Linked DNA regions of Homo sapiens: region 1 is linked to region 2. Evidence: chromatin loops called from intact Hi-C (ENCODE). Cell type or tissue: adrenal gland. All regions are shown on one strand.

The links. Peaks named below come from ENCODE experiments on the same cell type or tissue, not always from the same donor. Only the 100,000 strongest peaks of a DNase experiment are listed, where the experiment ranks them.
Region 1: it touches region 2 in a loop (4-fold over the local background); 9 of 110 quality-filtered maps call a loop at or near these places.

What each region holds. Positions count from the first base shown.
Region 1 is chr10:99,229,664-99,237,663 of GRCh38, reverse strand. It overlaps HPSE2 (heparanase 2 (inactive)), which reads left to right and starts at 1,812. Exons shown (of 12, transcript NM_021828.5): 1 at 1,812-2,151; 2 at 5,159-5,316. The coding sequence starts at 1,862. RefSeq lists enhancers at 234-734, 735-1,235 and a silencer at 3,383-3,502. In adrenal gland, no CTCF peak of the experiment used is centred here; a DNase peak (open chromatin) is centred at 3,410; H3K4me3 peaks cover 1,778 bases; H3K27me3 peaks cover 5,104 bases.
Region 2 is chr10:97,910,554-97,918,553 of GRCh38, reverse strand. CRTAC1 (cartilage acidic protein 1) reads left to right here. Exons shown (of 15, transcript NM_018058.7): 5 at 898-1,054. Among named protein-coding and RNA genes, the nearest start is that of MIR3085, 39 kb to the right of the region's middle. RefSeq lists an enhancer at 3,485-4,061. In adrenal gland, a CTCF peak has its summit at 3,624 (motif pointing left); a DNase peak (open chromatin) is centred at 3,703; H3K27me3 peaks cover 773 bases.

The sequences.
Region 1 (8,000 bases), 1.3 Mb before region 2:
CAACATCCAATACTTCACTATGTAACAGCTTGATTTAAAAAAATCATCTTTAAATAATATGACTTGCATTTGCTTTCTCCCATATCCTCATCTTATGCAGTCCTATTTCTAGAAGGTCGTCATGGCGCTTCACAGATGAATGCAACATAATCTCGATTTCCTGGGTGCTTAGGTTGGTAGAGGCTTTTCAGGGAACTTCAGTTGAAGGTCATCTATTCCAGCTGTTTTCAGATTTGTTAATCCTGGTCTGGGTGGAGGTAAGAGGATACAGGTTGCTATTACAGCGTTTGCTGGGCTTTAAGACTAACCCTTGTCCATCCACTTCTGGGGAAAACCCTTGCTCTGCATTTTAGGGTTTTGCTTGTTTGATACCAAGGAGGGCCCTGGACGCTTCTGCGTTTCTGACTGCCCGCACTACATAAAGTAGTTCCCTTCATCTGCCAAGTAGAAGTCCCATTTTGTCTCAGAAAGAAGCCGAAAGTGGGGCCCAGCAATGTGACTGCAGCAAACTGTGCCTGATCCCTTTCCCGCGCTTCAGGATAGGACCTAGAGTTCAATTTGCAAGCTGTTGTGGGGTGGAAGCTCAATGAGCAGCGGCGGGTCGTGCATCACAGCGGCTTCCGGCTGTTATTCCCCATCCAGGGCTATGTGACTCTGGTTTTGACTGGGGGCCGAGATGGAAACCCGAAAGTGTCACTATGGTCCCATCTGGCACTGTAAAGGCGCACTTCCCTGCAGGAGGGCTAAGTATAGGATTGACCTCCAGGAGGGTCTGGAGGGGGGACTCTACCTGTGCAGCAGAATAGAGTGGCCAAGAAGTGGCACAGTTGGACGCAGAGCCGCCCTGACTATCCAAGCACAGCTCAGGTAGCTTCGACTTGGCCAAAGCCAGCATGTATTGACGCTCCCAAGACGCTTATTCCTCGGTTGCGGGAAGAGCAGAGCAGAGCGAGGGCGCATGTCCCTTTTGGCCCTCGGATCGGAAAAGCTGCTTGACCAGGTCACTATGTTTTTCCTTCTTGCTACTCTTTGCCCTATGGAGGTCAGAGGATGCTTCGGTGTGGCTATCCAACGCGTCACAGAGATCAGGGCTCCTCTTCGGGGAATGTCCTTCAGGGCTCTATGCTTTGACAGGAATCACCGCCTCAAGACCCCTCTGCAACTTAACCGCCCTTGGTATTGCTGCTTCAACCAGAAAAGGGCCCTGAGCGGACGAAGTGCCTGACGCTGTCAGGAGAAACAAGCGTGCTGTCGGTGGGAACTCTATCCCAGCGCGTCCCGGGTTGGCGCTGGGGCTTTCGGGTCGGAGTCGGAGCTTGAACCGCCCTCCAGAGCCTCTCAGGGAAGGACGTAAAAACGAGACCCTTTGCTCTGTACCCAGACGGTACAACGGCATGGTTTGGATTCCTCCCTCTGCTTCCTGACCCTAGAGGGTTAAATTAGGAGGGTACAACGCCACCCTTTTCTCCTCCTTCCCGCCTGCTCCCCTCCCCTTACCTTTAAAAAGTTAAAAAATGTCTGCAGTAGAAATCTCTTAAAGGGGCGGTGCCGGTGTACGAGTTCTCTTGGCAAGAGTCACGGGGAAGGCTGGCTAGGGGCGTGAGTTCGCTCCACCAGCACCAAAACACTGAAAAAAAAAATTAAAAAAAATTAAAAAAAAAAAAGAAAAAAACAAAACGAGCGAGCGAGCGAGCGAGAGAGAGAGAGAGCGGGAGAGAGAGAGAGTGTGTGTGTGTTGGGGGGGTGGTGGGAGGAAGGGAAAAAAAGGGGGGAAAAAGGCGGACAGACACACACTTTAGATAAGGACAATTAGTCACTAGCGAGACCCAGTAGGAAGAGAGGTTTAAATCAGAGGGATTGAATGAGGGTGCTTTGTGCCTTCCCTGAAGCCATGCCCTCCAGCAACTCCCGCCCCCCCGCGTGCCTAGCCCCGGGGGCTCTCTACTTGGCTCTGTTGCTCCATCTCTCCCTTTCCTCCCAGGCTGGAGACAGGAGACCCTTGCCTGTAGACAGAGCTGCAGGTTTGAAGGAAAAGACCCTGATTCTACTTGATGTGAGCACCAAGAACCCAGTCAGGACAGTCAATGAGAACTTCCTCTCTCTGCAGCTGGATCCGTCCATCATTCATGATGGCTGGCTCGATTTCCTAAGGTAAGGCAGGGGTTTCGATGGATCATTTAAAATTTTTTAGTAACACCCCCTCAAGCCCTTCCTATCCCCCATTCCAAAGGGGAAAGAAGAAAATAAGCCAAGCAGATCTCTCAAAGAGAAGAAAAGAGGTTTTCCTTCTCCTGGATTGTGTGCTGTGAGGCTGTAACTAGTGATTGAGAAAAGCAATGTTTTCTATTAAGATGCACATGTTTGCAATGCAGAAGGCATTTCAGAAACTTATCAGTTATGACTGAAAAAATGTTGTGCTTACATATATCCACAATTAGCCTTCCCGTCTACTTCTGAAAAAGAAACAAGAGGTTCAGAGCAGTTACAAAAGCGAAGAAAAGGTCTCAAACAACAAAGAGCTGAAAGGAATGGGTATGTGTGTGTGTGTGTGTGTGTGTGTGTATGTGAGACAGGAGAGTGTGTGTGTGTGAGTGTTCAAGCGGGATTGCACGAAACTGGAATTTTCCACGGAAAGATCGTTTCGTCAGTTCTCTCCCACTCTCAGAAAACGAATTTAAGCAGAGGCTTGAGTGGTGGGCAAGTTGGATCGGAGTTAAAATTTTTTATTTTATATCCTCCGCTGTCATTTCCAGACTTCAGGACTTTGTAAGGCGCTTTTTATAGACGGAATGCCCCCCTCCCCCCGCCAGTTCCTCCTCCTTAAATCTCCTGCGGTAACTGCACAGTTTAGCTTTTCTTTAAAGGAAAAAAAAAATCCTCGCTGGGGTCACAGCGTTATAAGGGAAGCGGTAAGAGTCCTAGAAATACTCCAGGGAGGCTTCGGAGATCTGAACTCCGCACCAGCAGATTAGCAAACCCGGAGGTTTGTGATCCCCTTTGCTCTAGGGCTTGTAATCTAATTGGGCTCACACTCTTCCCGGGTTGTTGCAGTTTGGCAGTTAGGCAACTGCGATCCCTTCCCATCAGGGACAGAGTTGCAGTGTAAAATAAGAAATAAATCCTCTGCAATGTCGAATCCAAGTGTTGAGTTTTTAAAAATTCCCTACAAGTTGGAGCCTCAGCTGTGGGTTCCCCTCGAAGAGCCCTCAGCGCTCTCAGTCCCACTTTGCCCCGAGGCCAGGTCCGTTGTGCGTCCTTCGTATTTTTCACTCCTTGCGAAATTCGAGTTTTGCTTCTTGAGGTGCGCCCGCCTCTCAGCTCTTGGGGTTGTCCCCCTGGCCCGGGTCGGGTCTGCGGACGCGGCAGGTAGCGGGAGGCGCCACGTGGAGCGCTCCTTCCACGTGGAGGAAAGGTAGCCGGAGGACTGAGAGGCTGTAGCTGCCCTTGCCGAGGCCGTTTCGGTTCCTGTTGGTGCGGTTGCCGCGAGGGCGGAACAGCCAGCTCCGCGCGGCCCAGCTTCCTCTTCGAAAGCTCTTTCGTGCAGCAGAGCGCGTCTATGAGCTCGTCCGAATGTAGGGTGCAACGGAGTTTTCCGCAACGCTTGTCCCACTTTCATTGAACTCCTTCAGCTGCGCAGACCCCCTTTCCCCCACCAGCTTTCTTTCTTTTTTTAAAAAATCTGCCTGTTCGCCTAATGCTTTCCTGCCTCAGAAAAGAGTCTGGAAGGCAGATTTTCGGGGAAGAAGTCCTGGCGGGGCGCATTCGCATTGGCTGTGCAGGCTTCTGGATGAAAGGTTGTTGGAACTGCCCTTTCCCCAGGACCGGATTCGCGCGGACGTCTCCTTTGCCACAGTAGGCCCACGCGACGCCCTGACTGTGCCTGTCCTGGAGTGCGGTCCCGGAGACTTCTGCCAAACGACCATTCTGGTTACAAGACCCTGGGGTAGCCACGTCTCTTCTCAAAAAACTCTCCAAAAGCAGAGTCTGTTTTTTCTTTCTCGTATCCACCTCCTTTATGATGCTCTTTAACGTCACCATGTGGATTTGGGTTTTCAGAATCTGAAACAGTAAAGCGTTAAAAAATAATTTACAGACCCGGAACTCAACAGCTGATCCCCTCTGCATTATCAGTATCTGCATTGCTCCTTTTCTACTCCTTCCCAAAGCAGCAGCCTTTGGCTTTTAAAAAACCTATTGATGGAAATCCTGACCTTAAATAGATGCAAATGCTATTGTTTTGTGCTCATTTAGTATCCCATAACGCGCAGGTTCCACATTTCGGCAAGCTTCATTTTCCCTAGCGGTTCCAAACGGCCCCAAGTGGGAAAGAAGAAAGATGGAGCCTAACTCGGGGGTGGGGTGGGGAGGAGGATGTTACCTTTCCTGAGATCAGGCGGAATTATTTCAGGGGCCAAAGAGACTTTGCCTTTACTGTGTGTGTGTGTGGTGGTGGTGGTGGTGGTGCGGGAGTGGAGAAGTGTTCTTGGAAAGGCGAGGGTTTACCCTGGGGATCTCTCCGTCCGGGGATTTGGGAAACAATGCAGTTTTTACAATATAGTGAAAAAGGAAAATCAACTCGGACATTAAAAGAAAGAAAGTAGGAATCCACTTAAGCTCAGGCGCCGGGCCTGGTCTGAGAGAAACAAGGCAGGTTTCACCTCCTGCACGGAGGTTTGTGGGGCCCCTGGGGCTGCGGAGGCAATGCCGGCTTTCAGCATACAAGTTTTTGGCAACGGTCGGAAGCCAGAGGTAGGCGCGCCTAGCGCGTCTCCGCCCGGAGCGCTTTCCTGGCAGTGGCAGAAGCCGGGCAACTGCGCTTTAGCGCCGTGCTCGTAGCACGTACACCCACCCCATACAAACACTCTATGAACAAACACTATCTGTAGCCTTTAGGAGATCAGGATCTGGGTGTCTGCGGGAGGGGGCCGCTGCGGGCGTCTGGAAGCGGGAGGCACAGCCCCCAGAGCCGGGCGGTGAGGGCGGGCTGGGGCGCAGGGCAGCGGCCAAGGGCCAGCGTGGACTGCCGGCTGGGGCAGGCACAGAGCCTCTAGCCCCGGCCAGGTCGCCCTCAGGGAGTAGGAAGAGGGCCCTTCTCCGTGCCCCACGCGCTCTCGTCCTGTCCTGGGAACCTTTCCTCTCTTATTCTCTTCCTCTGCAGCTCCAAGCGCTTGGTGACCCTGGCCCGGGGACTTTCGCCCGCCTTTCTGCGCTTCGGGGGCAAAAGGACCGACTTCCTGCAGTTCCAGAACCTGAGGAACCCGGCGAAAAGCCGCGGGGGCCCGGGCCCGGATTACTATCTCAAAAACTATGAGGATGGTGAGAAACTTGATTACCATTCTTTATTTGGGGAGCGGAAGCAAGCACCCGCTGTGTTTGTGTATCTGTGTGTTCGTGTGTCTGTGTGTTCGTGTGTGTGTGTGTGTGTGTGTGTGTGTGTGTGTGTGTGTGTATGCGCGCGCGCGCGTTGGGGCAGATTTGGAGAGCCTGGTTGCACCTCGCCTGAAAATGAAAAGTTGGAAGCTTCAGATGAGGAGACACTGCAGTGTGGAACTCCTGACCTCATTGCGCAAAGGGGGTTCTCCAGGTTGTTCTCACCCAGCTGCCGGCCTTTTGCTGGGCGGCTGTCTTGGAGGCTGAGAGCTGGTAGCCCAAACTGCTTAACAGGCTGTTCCTGCGGGGTGTAGATGCAGCAGGTTTTTTGAGAAAATTCAGCCAGGTTCATAGATTATTAAAGGTCAGAGTCATATTTCATTGCTAAAATTCTAGGCAAAGTGCCTTTCTGTTTTTCTTATTTCTTGCCTTCCTGTGATTAGGGTACAGAAGGAATTCAGCCGTTTTTGAAACCCACTCTAAAGTTTTCTGGAATAATCCCTTTTAAATTGGTCCCTTGTTGAGGAAGGTTTGGAAATCTCCACAGTTAGTTCTTCTTCAGATTGCCTAATCTCAGAGTTGCATTTTTTTTTTTCTGTTTTAAAATGGGATTACAAATGCCAGCTTTCTTTCCTGACGGGATTAGATAAGTGTTGGAAGGGCTTTGAAAACTTGAAATCTTATTTCAATCTGAGAGGCCAATCTTTTTTGGTTTGAACGGTCTCATTTTTACTAGGGATAAAAAATGAAAATGCTATTGAAAATTTTTTGTTTAGAAGGTTAGGTGTTAACATCTATGAACTTCCTGTTTAAGTGGAGGGATGTACTTTCAAAGAGGCACGATGGAGGGTATTGGCGTTTCTTGAGCTATTGACACTGTTAAGATTGGATAGAAGAGGCATTAGTGTCCATTCTTGGAGGGCTATCATCCCCGTTGCTGTTCCTTCTTATAAGTAAACTAGTTTTATATGTAAAGGGCTCAGGGACAGATTTTCAGAGCCTTCTGAATTTTGTTATATCTTGTCCTTACAAATCAGCTAAAGGAGCAAATGCCCTTGTATTTTCTTGGGCCTTCATTGAAAAGTACTTCTGGAGAGGTATTGGAATGTATTTCAAGGGTGGCAGAGGAACATTTTTTTTTAAGTGCCAGAATAGAGAAAGAGGGCAAGGCTAAGGCTTCTTGAGTTTGGAGCATGACTAGGACTTACTCTTTTATAACATTTGCCAAAGCATGTAGGTGTTTAAGGCTATATCTTTTCAAAGATAAAAGTCATTGCTATGAAAGTATGGATTGCAAGTAGACTTTTGCTGTCACTCAGCATAAATGCTGAAAGGTAAAAGATAGTCTTTAACAGCACCTCCTATGGTAATTTGACCCAGAACCTTATAGCTCCCAGGGTCACTGTCAGCTCTGTGATCAGACATAAGAAGGGAGAATATTAATGGTTTTTCTGATATTAATGGTTTTTCTTCTTCCAATCCATTTGAACTACTTCCTCTTTAGTTTGTGGGAAAACTTGTAAGAGCCCCAGGAATTGCTGGGGGTGAGGGAGGGAGGAAAGGACCATTATAAGTTTAGAAATTGGTCTGTTTCTCCCAACTTTGTACCTAGGATTATGTTACACTGAGAACAATGAGATCTGTTTAAAATGAAGGCTACAATTTGTTTCCCTTTGTGAAAGGAGAAAGTGGGCATCATGGGGAGAAAAGAAATTGGCAGAAGGCAGTGCCCTGTAAAACTATATAAAATTAAAAAAAAAACATAAACGGAAAAGATCTAAGAGGTTACCTTCAGTCCTCTATCACGTTAGGGGCCAGTATAGGATCATTCCATATGGAATCCTTTTCTTGTTTTGTCCAACCTGGCATTAAATATCTCTAGGAATGTAGTTTTTCACCACTCATAGGGGAGAGAGTTCTTCTGTCCCATAAGCTTTTGCTGGGAAATTTCTCCTGAATTTTCCCTTTATAAGGATTTACAATTATTCCTGTTTGCATTTTTTAGACATCTATCTTCAAAATAATTTCTGCCTTTGGTGTGAGTGTTAGCTTAAAAAAAAATGTTTCCTCATAGCTGTTTTTTATCTAGACTACCTGGATCTAATTCTTTTAAAACTTTCTTTAAAGTCAGTCCTTCCAGACACTAATCTGTTTTATTGCTCCTAGCCGAACTCCTTTTGATTTATGTTTTCCTAGTAATAAGATGCTCTGAACTATATCAGTATTTGAGGCTTTAGCAGAGTTAAAGAGAATGAGAATGTCCTATTTCTGCCCTTTGAAGCTCACATATCCTTAAATTACCCATACTGTCTTTGTTGTTGCATGTTGCATTGCAGAATTCAAGGCAAAATGTTCTTGGTATAGTCTCAGCAATTTTGAAAACATTATGCTTCTGTTGTCCCTTTTCATCTAGTGATAACTGTTATCATCATGAGCATCTTAAAGTAATTAAGCCTTCTTAGGAAATGGTCCTGTAGTAAGCACTTGGGCATAAAGGCATCTTATTAAAAAATGTATTTACTTAGACGTAGTACAGAATAACAACATACATTTTGAGTAATAAGATATACCTACTGGCACATTATGAAACTGAATGATACAGTGAAGAGAAAATGGAATTTGGACTTAGG
Region 2 (8,000 bases):
GGCACATAGTTAGAGCTTAAGAAATATTTACTGTCCAATTAATTGGAGGGAAGTGATGAAAAGGATGAGAGAAAAGCCAGAAAACTGATTTAGAAAGTGTGTGGATCTCTTGGGAAGAAGTCATCCATTGAAGAAATAGCACCATTATAATAACAGGCAGAAGAGAAGAGTCTTTCATCAGCAGTGTTTTGGACTAGAGAAGAGAATGACTCTTGCACGGAGGAGCTGGTGCCCAGGGCTGCTCCTGGATGCAAAGGGAAAAGCAAATCTTTGAGACAGTGTTATAAAGACAGAAGTGATATTATCTTTCTTCCTGGTAATACAGGGGAAATAAGGGAAGGGACGAGGGAAGTAGGACCCCTGCAAATCTGTGCCTCTCGTGCTACCAAAACAGAGGAATGAAGAAGCGCGGGGTGGGAACAGGGGGAGGGAGATGGCTCAGGAATTTGCTTGTCATCTTGGCTGGAGTGAGCTTGAATGGGAGAGAGAGACTGAGAATAATGGGAATTGGTAGATCAATCAATCAGCAAATATTTATTGAGCAGCTACCCTGGCTGGCAGCTGGAGAGAGCTCAGCTGGAGGGAGGCACATTAGAAAATTGTCTATAAAAAGGTGGTTGTGGGGGAGAGGGAGGGGTGTGTTCTTCTGGAACAGGATGGAAGGAAAAGCAGCCTGCTTTGTTGTACAACTCCTGGGAGTGTCATTCACATGGTAGCCTTTGTGAAAAGCCCCTCTGGAAATGCGCCATGCACAGCCTGCAAGGCCATTTGCAACAGACCTGGGGAGAAGAACCCAACCCTGTGAAAGAGCTATGGTCCTACCTGGGGTGGGGAGGGGGCGGTTTCTGGGATGAGCCAAGGTGGCCCTGCTCACCTCTCCCTTCCCTTCTTCCTCAGGGCTCTGGACGCTACTCTATCTACATTGCCAATTACGCCTACGGTAATGTGGGCCCTGATGCCCTCATTGAAATGGACCCTGAGGCCAGTGACCTCTCCCGGGGCATTCTGGCGCTCAGAGATGTGGCTGCTGAGGCTGGGGTCAGCAAATATACAGGTATGCAGAGTGACATGGGAGGTAGTATGCTGGAGGGGCTGGGGCTGGGGGCCAGGGCCCTGCAAGGCTGAGTCTAATTCATCAGAGACCACAAGGAAAGGGTGGCCTTATGTCCCTGGTGAGGGGAGATGAAGGCTCCATTCCATCCTGCCACCCACAGAAGGCTTCTCCCACACTGCCTCTCCAAGCATTGGTGAGATATCTGGCAGGTACGAGTTTTGGGGTACCCAAGAGGGGACATCTGGCTTGCTGGAAAGTGGGATGTGAGAACACCACATCATTTTCTCCCTGGAACCTCTTGCCCCACTGCCTCTGGTAACCTCAATGATGGGTGAGCAGGTTCTGTAGGAGAAAACTGACAAATCACAAAAGCCGAGATTTAAAGCATTCTTTATTGCCAAATCGCAGATGAAATTATTTACTTACACATAAGCAACCAGGAATTGAGTGCTAAATCCCTAGGCTTCAGCTGGGTCCCGTCTCGGATAACTGAGCTCAAAGAATTGAGTTCTTGTTCCAAAACCTCTCCAGCACTTTTTTTTGAAGGCACGCTCTCCCCTCATCTTTCTGGTTGGGGGACCTATTGTCAGACTCTCTGACAGGGAGATCTTTCTAGGGAAGGCTGTTTTTCTAATTCCAGCACGGCTGCTGACTAAACTCTGATAATCTGCCAATAGACTGCTGATGGCAGAGCAATCCAGTTCCTGTTTTGGGTGCCAAAAATCAGGAAGCCAGAGCTGTACACAACAACTTGTCATGTGAACTTAAGCCACATTCATACCAGACCTGCACTTGGGACAGAGAGATCCTCTTGTTGGTCGGCCTTCCCAACATACCCATCCCAACGTGTGCAGCAGAGGCTTCCAAAGTGGCAGCCTCCCTCAGTCTGAATCCTGGGGCTGGAAGGATGGTTGAGGGGTCCTTTGGGGTACCACCCTGCCTCCAGACACCTGGGTGGTGGCATCATCTCAAAGTCCTGCCCAGAAAGGGTTGTCACTGCCTCTCCTGAGTTTACAATGCCTTTCCCTAGCCACTTTTCACCCTGGTGAAAGGGGGAGATTAATGTTGACCTGTCTTACAAAGTTTGTGGGAACAAATGACTAGACAATAAAATGGTTAGCACAGCTCAAGCCCCATCTAAGTGCCTGAGAGCTCCGCGCGTGAAGGTACCATGGAAAGGCTGTATCAGTAATAAACTATGTTTCCCCCGGAAAAGAAATAAACATGCAGGCGCTTCAGCCTAGATTTGTACAGTCAATTTTTTCTGCATAGTTGCCAGTTCTGTGCACTGGGCTGGCTTGGCAATTAAGTGCCTTGATCTTGCAAGGGAAGGGGGGTGCACTGGGGGGATGAAGCACTTGAAAATGACAAGGTGGAAGGGAGGCAAGGACTGGGAGAGCAGGCTAGACACAGAATAAAAGAATCTGGAGGTTGCGGCTGGGTTTGAGCATGAAGGGGGCATTGTTCACGCTGGCTGGGCTGGCACAGAACCGAGGAGCGGGAAGGAGGAGACCCAGAGGAGGCAGATGAGGAGCACAGTGGGGATGGAAGCACCAGCCAACTGTGCCGGCTGGGCTGGAAGGACGGGCAGTTCAAGGAAGAAGCAGCAGCTTTGGTGGAGGAACAGAGGGAGGCTGGGGCAGCTGGCGTGCCCAGAGGACGTGTTCGAACAGCTCTGCAGACTTCCAAAAGCCATTTGGCTGACAAGAACCTATTTGGCCCACCATGTTACTATTCTGTCTGCGCGCCTTCTCCAGCCCACCCTTTCCCTGCCCGCCAAGCCCCCCAACACTACCCTGTAGCCCCCCTTGTCACTCAGCTAATGACACATGGACGTCTGGCTGGAAAACTAGCCCGGAGTGTCCCCCACCCCCGAGCCCCAGGAATGGACCCCAAATGTAAGGGCCGCCATGCTGAGCCCGGCCTGATGGCTGAGGCTTTGGGCGCGTGGCCAGCGCTCAGCACCACTGTGGTGCCAGGGGGCCTGAGAAGCTGGGAGGAAAGCAGGCAGAAGGGGCAGGCCATGTCCAGATGTGCACTCAGGGAGCTGGGAGGTCCCTGGAGCCAAGCCACACAGCACCTGCCTGCTAGAGAGCTGTATGACCTGGGAGAACCTCCCATTTTACAAAGAACAGACGGAGATCCAGGGAGGAGAAGGGACTCGCCCAAGGTCACACAGGAGGTTGGTAGAGAGCTAGCACTTAGAGCCCCATCTCCTCCTGATGCTTAAACTGCCACAGCCCGCTGACCTTTCCGATGACCTCCAACTTAAGAACCCTACCAGCCTGCAAGACAGGAGGGGCTGTGAGGGGAGGCCCACACCCACTGGGATGACAGCCCCAGGCTGGCACCCGGACTTGAGGCAGCCCCACCCGGGTTGTTGTGGCTGAAGCAGCTGCCTGGCTGAGTGTTCAGGACAGCGGGGGAGGTCCAGCCACCCCAGGGCAGGCTAGGCAAAGGTGCTATCCAGGTACCGGCCTTCAGCACTGCGGGAGGGGGAGGGGAGGCCTCCTCTCTAGACATTATCCATTTCCGCAGCTGCAGCTGCTCCGCTGGGTCACAGTGCCATCTAGTGGCCACCATGCCAGCTCTCGGGGGACTCGAGGGCCCCGGGAGGGTGGCCAAGCGAGAGATTGGGAGAGAGACTGGGGCAGTAGGAAGACCACTCTCCCATCCCCTGGTCCCCAACTTCCCCAGCTGCTTGAGGCCTCTTGAAGCCGGGACAGTGCCGGGAGCTGCCCTGCCTGGGAATCCTGGGAACTGGGTTCTGGACATGGCCAAGGCCCTGGCGTGGAACCAGATGGAAAAAGAGGAGGGGAAGGTGAGAGGCAAGAGTCCTGCACTGCCTCCGCGGTCCAGGCCCCAGTGACCTTGGGCATGCCCCTCAGCTTTTCTGAGGACATTGAACTAGCAGGTGAGGGGACAGGGTCTGGAGCCAGGCCACAGGTGCAGGTCCAGCCTACCCTGTGCATTACAGCCTAGGCAGTAGTGGGCAAACTATTCTCCCAGCCTCAGTTTTCTCATCTTCAAAATGAGAGTGTTGTGAGAACGAAAGGAGGCGCACATGGGACATGGCTGGCACATGGCCTGGCACACGGGCAGTGCCCACCTAGTATAGCAAATACCAACACCTTCCACTCTGAGGCTCTGCCAGAGCGATGCCAGGGCCTTCTGCTGGGCACCTCCTGGGTACAGGGAGCACTGTGCAAGGTACAGGGGGATGCACAAGAGAAGCAGGCCCAGCCCCTGCCTGGGAAACATTCTCTGTGTGTCCCCCCAAACCTCCAGTCCTGGGCATGGCCAGCGGCATCTTCATCCCCATCCCCTCTGGGGTCCATCTCTCTGCTCTCCTTCCTGCCTGCCCTGCCTCCCCTAGGCCTCGCCTCCTCCCCAGGAACTCTGCATTTTGGCCTCACCCTTTGAGGCAGCATCTGTCCAGGCTGCAAGGTGGTGATTAAAGAAGCCTTAAAAGAAATTCGGAAAGAAAATGAAGGTGGATTTATGATGTCAGGTGGGGAGTTTTGCTGTTGGCTGGGAGCAGTATGGAACAAAGCGGAGGGCAGATCTGATTTATAGGAAGTCATTATTGAAGGAGACGGAGATGCCTAAAGCCCAGCTGAGGCCTTCTGGCAGATCCTCACCAGTGAGCTCAACCAGGGGCTACAGAGTGGGGGCCAAGGGGCCTCCTAGCTTCCCAGGTGGGCGCTGGCCTTTCATCGGGAGTGAAGCCAGATCTGACAGCCAGGGACCAGGCAGGGCTGGAGTGACAGGCTCCCCAGCCAGGGCCCGGGACCCCCAGGAAGTGCAGCACGGGCCTGCTAGGGGTACCCAAAGCCCAGGACACACAGAGACCTTTTCCCTGGGGTGTCAGATGCATTTGATGAGTATCGGGGGGAACATTGCGTTTCTTTTAAAACAAACACAGATATGTTATAGAATTGAAATGTAATTTTTGTGTGCATTTTTCTCAACACAAGAGATTTTAAAGAAATGTCAAGCCTGTGGCTAGCCTCTCTGGGTTATACCCCTAGGCTACACCCCCAGGCTTTGCCAGTGCAAATCCCTCCTCTGTCAAGAGGAAACAAATGATGGGGCCTGTCCTGCTGCCCCACCCCTTGCCTTAACATTCTGCAGAGACAGGGCAGGAAGGATGAGCGGGGGTGTATCCTTGTCTAATACCCGCCACACAGTCAAGTCCTGCCCAGGCTCTGAAGGCTCCCAGAAGGCTTGGGAGTGGCAACACCAGCACCTACACAGTTATCTTGTCTTATAATTTTTCAGGAAATTTAGGATGAGAGACCCTGTTACCATCCTGCACTTGATCCTCACATCCCATTTTCCAGCATGTTTACACACACACACACTCTCTCTCTCTCTCTCTCTCTGTGCCCATTCCTGCACCACGTTTCCAGCATTTCTGCCCTACTCATTTACAATATCTTGGATGCTCTTGGCAGCCTGCGAATCATGGCATTCACCAGAATCCTGTTTCTATTAAGGTCTCAGCAGATGGCCAAGTTCCCTGGCCGAGGGGCCTCACCTCAGAGTCTCTGCTGATGCAGAGGGTGCAGGGCTAGATGGGCACAGGAATCAGCCCCCAACATGCTTATCCTGTGTCCACCCTGGAGGATGCATTCATTGCAAAGTAAGCTAGTAGCAATCTTGGAGATCTTCTCAATTCCCACCCACTTTACAGGAAGGAAACTGAGGCCTGGAGAGCATGCTTCCCGTGATCCTGAAGGAGGGGAGGTGCAGAGGCCAGGCAGGAAGCAAGAGGCTTTACCTTAGCACCACGAATCCTTGTGCTGCCTCATCCCTGGGTCCTCAGACCCACAGCTTGGAGAAGTTCAGCTGCATGCACACCCTCCCTCCCCACCATCTTTCCCTGTCTCACCCCCCAGTCCCTGAGGGCTGGCCCAGATGCAGTCTGAGAGATGGATTGTCTGCACCCGACTTGTACTTGGGTCTGCATTGCCAGCGTGCCAGGGCTCAGAGGTAAAGGGATGGTTCTTGAGGACAACCAAGGCTGCCCTTTGGGGGTTGGGCCCAATGAACAGATCATCAGAGTGCCAGAATGTGGCTAGGGGAAATGGGGACCTCCAAGGGGCATTTTCCCCTCTAACTCCAGCCCCTACCCAGCCTGATGGGCAGGGTGAGCAGAAGCCTTCAGCAGGGATGGGCAGGGAGGAGCAGTCACACCCCAACAGCAGAACAAGGAGGTCTTTGAAGCCTGAAAGTGCTGGGAAAAAATAAAGGGATATTATTCACCCAGCAGGTGGTAAATAGTCCCAGCTAATGACTGTGTGGCACCTGACATTTTCCAAGGCACCTTCCAAAAACCAGCTCACTTAATATTTATGACAGCCCCGAGAAGGAGCCATTATTATTATCACTCTTATGTTCTAGCTGAGAAAACAGAAGCCCAGGAAGGTTCAGTGATGAGCCCAAGGTCACACAGCTCAAACTTGGACTTTCTGACCCCCGGTGCCGTGGTGTCTCCCACAACCAGCACTGCCTCTCCAGCTCCGAGAGAATGCGCTGGCCTCAAATTATAAAAGAATTAATTGATGCAAGGTGGAGTTAATTCCCTGTTAGAACATCATTCTCCAAAGCTAAATAAAGATGTTCCTAACTGCCCCCTGGGTGACCGAATTTGGTGTGTACTAAACCTTAAGAGATGGAGGAGAGGGAGGGTGTGACAAAGGAGAGAGGAGAGGAGGGGAAAGCCCTGGTAGAAGACATTTGCTGAATAATTGGCCTTTGACATTGGCCTGGCAGAGCATAGGCATGGCAGCCTACATAATGATGGGTGGATTCTATTGGTTTGAAGAAGATTTGCTTGTCGACCTGGGAGTCGTTTCCCTATGGCATCAGTGAGGGGTGCAGGTACCTGGCTGCCCCACCTCAGCCCCCCGTTGGGCCCCCATTGTAAAGCTGCTGGGGCTGGCACCCAGGAGGCCAGCTTCCTGACTGTCGACTCACCTGCTCCCCAACTATGCAGCCAACTTGCCGAGAAGGAGGTGTGGGTAACATCTCTGTTATGGTCCGGTTGCCATGGCAATAAATTGTGGCTAATTAGTAGTGTGGTTACCATGGCAATTTTCTAGTAATTACAGGTTACAAATGGTACAAGGCTTCAACCCAACCCAATTAGTTAATTAGAAAGATTTAGAAATTTGTCCAAAAGGGAAATAACCTGCTTTGTAGAAAATGAAGGGAATGTGTCACAGCTTGGGAGCCAGAGGCAGAGAGGAAATTGGAGGATGTGGAAGCGGAGGAAGAAGGATGGAGCTGCGTGGAGGCAAGTGCCTGAGTCCCACCTGGAATTTCCAGGGGCCCGGGCAGGGCTGAGGGATTCTCAGAGAAGCTGGTAAGACCAGGGCAGGGACAGCTGCCAGCAACCACTTAGTGGCACCTCTTTTAATGGGCAGAGGTGGTGCCCAGGTTGTGACCCCACATCCTTTCCTGCTGGCTTTAGGACAGGCCTCTGGAAGCCACCCATGCCACTCCATAGCTCCCATCATGAAGAGTGGATGCTGTGTCTTGGAGGACATTCCAGAGGAGCAATGTGAATTCAGTGGCTTCATTTTCATGCGGCTTGGGCTCTCTTTGGCAGCTAATGAGATTATCTGGGAGGAATCTGGGAGGCATCCAGCCCAGAATGTGTTAACTATGAGCGCAATAAGAGTGGCAGTGCCATCGCCCCACCTCATCTCCCTGGCCTCAAATGCCAGCTCTGGTGGGCAGGCTCCATTTGCATAGGCGAAAAAGGCCCCATGATTTCCCCTGGGGGCATCTCTCAGAGGATGGGAGGCACCTAGAGACCAAGAGAACCCCTGTCTCAAATAAGCATGGTCACTTTGGGGAAACCTCTGCCCCATCCAGAGGCGGGCCTGGCCTTTCTTTACACAGGTGTACTTGAGCTTTCGTTTATTTTTTTAAAAAT